Regions from separate parts of the Homo sapiens genome. Here region 2 is linked to region 1. A link is a loop called in an ENCODE intact Hi-C map of the cell type or tissue named here. Cell type or tissue: B cell. All regions are shown on one strand. Links, peaks and the distances in the headings refer to the core of each region. The heading gives the core; the rest is flanking DNA. Region 1 overlaps TCF20 (transcription factor 20). Region 2 has its middle 41 kb from the start of NFAM1.

Region 1 (2,907 bases), core at 232-2,731:
GCGATCCTTCTGCCTCAGCCTCCCAAAGTGCTGGCATTACAGGTATGAGCCACCATGCCCAGCCTCGAGATTTTTAAGAGTAAAATTAAATCAGATGCTAGAGTCTACTAAATCTTTGAGGATTTTTCTTTCCTTTGTACTTCTGCAAAAAGGAATCCTTCATAATACTGGAAAAAAAAGATTTCTAATAACAAAACCCAAGAGTTCTGTTGTTTTCAAAGGAAAACACACCATAAGCTTTACAGAAATGTAGTAAATTAAAAAGAAGAGACCTTTGACTGGAACCCTTTCTGAGACGGGGGAAAGAGCAGGGGCTACTGGCAAGAGATGCCCTGCCCAAGAAAGAGACCTAAAAGCCTGTTGTGTCCACTCACAAGGCCACCCCTGGCCAGCTGTGCCCTGAAGGGCTGCCTTCAGGAACAGTCACCCTGCACCCCATTGGCAGTGGACAGTTTAGAAGCCCCCACTCCTTTCCACAGATAATCTGGGGAGCTAAGTAACCAATGGAAGAACACTGCATCCACCTGGCGTTGTCATCCACAGGATGAAATGCTGGTGGCAGAGCATAGAGCGAGCAGGAGGGCAGAGGCAACGACGCCTGCTGGGAGCCGGGCAGGATGCAGGGAGCCCGGTGGCCCCGACTCACCTGTGCTTGCTGTCCTTTCCATTCCCACGAGCACACTGCCCCCCTCACCCCCGCTCCGACTGCTCTGTGCTGAGGCTGCCTTTCGCGGTCTTGTTCTGCAAGGGGGGGAGAGGGCACGGAAGGGGAGGCTGACACGGGCAAAACCAAGAGGAGACAGACAGGTGGGAGAGGACAGTGCAGAAATCAGGGAGGGCAAAGGGAGGACAGGAGTGGCACATGGAAAAGGAAAGAAAAGGCAGAGTCAGTCCTGACCGACAAACAGGAGACATTCAGACAGGGTTTTCTGAGGCAAAATGTGACCCTTAAAAAGGGGAGTTCTAAAAATAACATGCAAATTAAGTAAAAATAAAGAGAATATAAGATCCTGTGACCACTCCCCGCCCTTCCCCAGAAATAATTTTTAAAGAAAAGCATAAGCAAGCATCTTTCAGGAGCATTTTGAGGGCAGACCTCTCTGGACAACCTCCTTCTAGTACTTTCGGCCCTACTAGATTTAAGACTGCGAGTGACCAGTGACCACCAGGTGTCAGTGTGACCTCAGCCAGAGACACAGTGCAGCCCCTGCAGGAAACATCAGGTGGCAGTGGTCTCCGTTCTGATCCTTTCTTGGGGCTCCTTCTCCATATACACCCTCCCCACACACATATGTGGTATCCACAAACAGACCATTCACCCCTTACCTCCCACCCTTTCCTAAAGGAAGCGACCACGAGACCACCTCCTAAATAAACTGGGAAGTGGAGCCCGAGACAGCCCATCCACTGTGCATCAGGCTGCTTCTGCAGAAGCACAACCTGGAAGAGACTGAGCTTCCCCAGAGCCTTGTGGTCAGCTCGACTTCTAGTCTGGGAAGATGCCTTTGCACAGGCCTCAAGGCCTAGAACCAGACTTACCAAACGCCAACCTGTGAATTGGGGTTCTATTCACCTCAAGTGGAAATCAGTGGCTTGATCGAGTTAGATATTCTCACCTCTCTTAATGAACAGACAAACACCCCCTCTCCCAAAACACATTTCTCCTGGGATCCTCATAATACTCCGAGTGCTGGCCCCCATGCCACGGGTCTCCCTTCAGCATCATGCCCCTCCACCCTCCCAGGGCCAGGAGGGGACTAACAGCCGGAGGCACAGGTGGGGACAGGTGTGGGTGAGGCCCACCAACACCTGGTCTTCAGGTCTTTCAGGAGGAGCCACCCTCGATCCCATCCCTGCTGGTAGCTCTTGGGGCCTCTGACTCACCTTGTGCTTAGGGCACCTCACCGAGAAGTTCTCCTCATGTAGCAAACAATCTGGAAGACAGAAGGGGACAGTCAGATGGAGACTTCACAGCTGGACATAGGTGTGGTCATGCTGGCTGGGATTGACAGGGTCAGACATAAAGGTAGCAGGTCGCTACACTTACTTCTAATAGGAAAACATTAGAGACAACCCAAGTAAGCTATGATACCTTAACATGATGGATATCGGTCACTTAAAAATTAACATTTGAAAAGAGTTAATGGTATGGAAAACACCCATGAAACAAAACTGCTTGAAAAAACCAGGATGTACAAATGTATAAATGTGCTAATTTTATTAAAATGTTTCTACGCATTAAAAAAAGACTTGGGGCTGGGTACCATGGCTCACACCTGTAATCCCAGCACTTTGGGAGGCCGAGGCAGAAAGATCACTTGAATCCAAGAGTCAAGACCAGCTTGGGCAACACAGTGAGATCCTGTCACTATTAAAAAAAAAAAAAAAAATACTGAAAGGCTGGGTGTGATGGCACTTGCCTATAGTCCCAGCTACTTGGGAGGCTGAGGTGAGAAGACTGCTTGAGCCCAGGAGTTCAGACTGCAGTAAGCTACTATCACATCACTGCACTATAGCCTAGGCAAGCAAAACTGTCTTAAAAAAAAAAAAAACTACTTGGGAGGCTGAGGCAGGAGAATCACTTGAACCAGAGAGTCGGAGGTTGCAGTGAGCCGAGATCACACCACTGCACTCCAGCCTGGTGACAGAGCGAGACTCCGTCTCAAAAAAAAAAAAAAAAAAAAAAAAAAAAAGACTGAAAGGAAATCTATGAATATGTAACAATAATTCTCTTTGGGTAAGAAGATACAGCTGATTTAAATTTTATCTTTTCTATATTCCCACGATATCACCAATAAATGCTATTTTAAAAATCCTTGATTCTAGGCTAACCCCATTTCTCAGGCTCAAGCCAAAGCCTCCTTGTAAAAACACTTTAAAATCTAGACGCGTATTTTCTTCTCTGTA
Region 2 (2,907 bases), core at 247-2,746, 300 kb after region 1:
ATGACCTGCCCACCTCAGCCTCCCAAAGTGCTGGGATTACAGGCATGAGCCACCGCACCTGGCCAGATACTATCTTAGATGTATTAATATTTTTTCCTTCTCTTATTCAGTCAGAAGCTTCTGTTGGCCTCAAGGATAATTATGATTTTCATAGTAGGTAGGTGATGAGAAAGAAAGACGCTTTCACTTTTAAGTATTAAGACTGACTCCAAGTGCATGTGATTCGGTAGTCTTGAAACTGAGCTTTCAGAGAAAAAAGAGATTTTCTAAATTCCAAAGGCTCTGCTTTAAGACGTAAATAACAGAATCCTGGACTTGGATTATAAGCAGTGCACAGGGTCTGAAGGTGTGACTTAGGGAAGTTCCCATCAGTAGGAAGACACAGGAGATCAGATGTCAGCGTCCTGATTCCCTCCTCGGGGTTAACACAGTGGTAGCAAGGCCTGCGGTGAGCATGGCAGCAGAACGACAGGGGCTGCTCAGGCATGCTTTGGAAATGGCCAGGAAAGGGTCTAGGACAGTGGCCTGGAAGGCAGCCTCACAGATCTAGTGTGAGGCTACACCCAGCCTACACTCTCTAGTGTGGAGTGGGAAAAGCAGCCCAGGCCCTGATGAATCAAAAGACTGAGATTGGGGTACAGAGGCCAGGCTGGGAGCCCTGGGCTGGAGGTTGAGAATAATGCATGATGGTATCGCCTCGTGGACACCAGGACGGAAGGTCCAGGAACCGCCCTGGCCATGGCTGAGAGGCAGGAGCCAGGAGGGTGCCCTAGTTACCCCGCACCCTAGCAGCATCTCAGAAAGGAGCAGGGAGAGACACTTGATCGGAACTTGAACCTGAACTTGAACTTTAATCTTGACGCGTTAATGAGGAAGGGAGTTTTGGAAGACTGAAGAGGCTGAGTTAGCTCTGATGAGCATGTTCCTGGTGTTATTTCCTTTCTCTCTTTTGCCGTGAGCAAGAGTGGGGACTTGCGAGCTCAAGGGAATCAGTTATAGACCATTTTTAGTTCTATTTCTGTGCACATCTGCCTGCATACAGCATAAAGATTTTTACCCTGGTTGAGGCGTGCACGGGATGCTGGGATTACAGGCGTGAGCCACCGTACCCACCTGACCCTAAATTATTTTTGGTTCCTCCAATCCAACTTTCTTCCATAGAATACTAAGAATGGGAATTGCTCTGTTCCTAAGGCACTATAAGCTGAAACTAAATGAATTTTAAGGGATGAGTCTTGTGTGTGATCTATGGACCATATAGAAAGTTCACTGGACTGCCTCATGCCATGAGCAGAGACAGTCTAACTGTAAACCAGGACAAGCAGTTGATGGCTTCATGCTGTGGGTGGCTTTTCCCAAGACAACAGAACAAGAGTCCCCATCATGAGCCTCTTGTCCCTCTTAATTCTTCCCTGCTTATGCCAATTTTTTCCACTTGGCAGGATAATGATGCAACTGAAACTTCCCAATCAGTAGCTTCTGCTGGTAACTTGACAGAACCTGACCTAAGAGATCCTTTAGGCCACCTAGTGGGTAACTTTGGCAACATCCCTAATAGAACTGTTGTTCACTCGGCTTTAATGCATCCCAGTTGTGGGATACTAGATGATGAATTTGCTCTATATTATTTATTGGTTGGATAAGGAAATGTCTGTGCTATTGCTAATACTACATGCCACACCTGGATAAATTTCTTTGGGGAAGTTGAGACCCAAATACACAAAATAAGAAAACAAGTCACTTGGTTACAACAGGTCTCATCTAATTCTCCATGGTCATTCGATTTATTCAATGTATTCCCTTTAAGTCTAGGTTCATAGCTCAAAACCATTATGCAAACTAGGGTTACCATTTTTATTTATTTATTTATTATTTATTTATTTATTTATTTATTTATTTATTTATTTATTTTTGAGACAGAGTTGCGTGCTGTCACCCAGACTGGAGTGTAGTGACACGATCTCAGCTCACTGCAACCTCCGCCTCCTGGGTGTGAATCCTCCTGCCTCAGCCTCCCGAGAAGCTGGGACTACAGGCATGCACCACCACGTCCAGCTAATTTTTTTTTTTTTTTTGAGCCGGAGTCTTGCTCTATCACCCAGGCTGGAGTGCAGTGGCTATATCTCGGCTCACTGCAAGCTCTGCCTCCTGGGTTCACGCCATTCTCCTGCCTCAGCCTCCCGAGTAGCTGGGACTACAGGTGCCTGCCACCATGCCCAGCTAATTTTTTGTATTTTTTTTTTTTTTAGTGGAGATGGGGTTTCACCGTGTTAGCCAGGATGGTCTTGATCTCCTAACCTCGTGATCTGCCCTCCTCAGCCTCCCAAAGTGCTGGGATTACAGGCGTGAGCCACCGCGCCCAGCCACGTCCAGCTAATTTTTTGTAGAGACAGGATTTCACCATGTTGCCCAGGCTGGTCTCAAACTCCTGGGCTCAAGAGATCCACCCACTTCAGACTCCCAAAGTGCTGGGATTACAGGTGTGAGCCACTGCACCTGGCTATCCCTTCTCTTAGAAGGATGAATCAGTCTATTCAGTAAATTTAAAAGGTGACTGGGGCTGGGCGTGGTGGTTCACATCTGTAATTCCAGCACTGTGGGAGGCCGAGGCAGGTGGATCACCTGAGGTCAGGAGTTCGAGACCAGTATGACCAACACGGTGAAACCCCATCTCTACTAATAATACAAAAATTAGCCAGGTGTGGTGGTGCACAACTGTAATCCCAGCTACTCTGGAGGCTGACGCAGGAGAATCACTTGAACCCAGGAAGTGGAGGTTGCAGTGAGCCGAGATCGCACCAGTCACTCCAATAGAGTGAGACTCTGTCTCAAAAAAAAAAAGAAAAAGTGACCTTATGAATGGGTAACAATTGCCTGTGTCTTACAGCCAGATCTCAAACAACTTCG

What was found. A loop is a pair of places that touch in the nucleus more often than their neighbours do. Peaks named below come from ENCODE experiments on the same cell type or tissue, not always from the same donor. Only the 100,000 strongest peaks of a DNase experiment are listed, where the experiment ranks them.
Region 2: a loop joins it to region 1, with 32 times the contacts of the local background. A loop is called at or near these places in 10 of 110 quality-filtered maps.

Annotation. Positions count from the first base shown.
Region 1 is chr22:42,167,963-42,170,869 of GRCh38, forward strand. TCF20 (transcription factor 20) reads right to left here. Exons shown (of 6, transcript NM_001378418.1): 4 at 1,885-1,934; 5 at 647-774. The coding sequence ends at 691. Among named protein-coding and RNA genes, the nearest start is that of CYP2D6, 39 kb to the left of the region's middle. In B cell, for the core only: CTCF peaks have their summits at 1,179 (motif pointing right) and 1,379; a DNase peak (open chromatin) is centred at 1,189.
Region 2 is chr22:42,472,184-42,475,090 of GRCh38, forward strand. No RefSeq gene overlaps it. Among named protein-coding and RNA genes, the nearest start is that of NFAM1, 41 kb to the left of the region's middle. In B cell, for the core only: CTCF peaks have their summits at 1,545 and 1,744; a DNase peak (open chromatin) is centred at 1,528.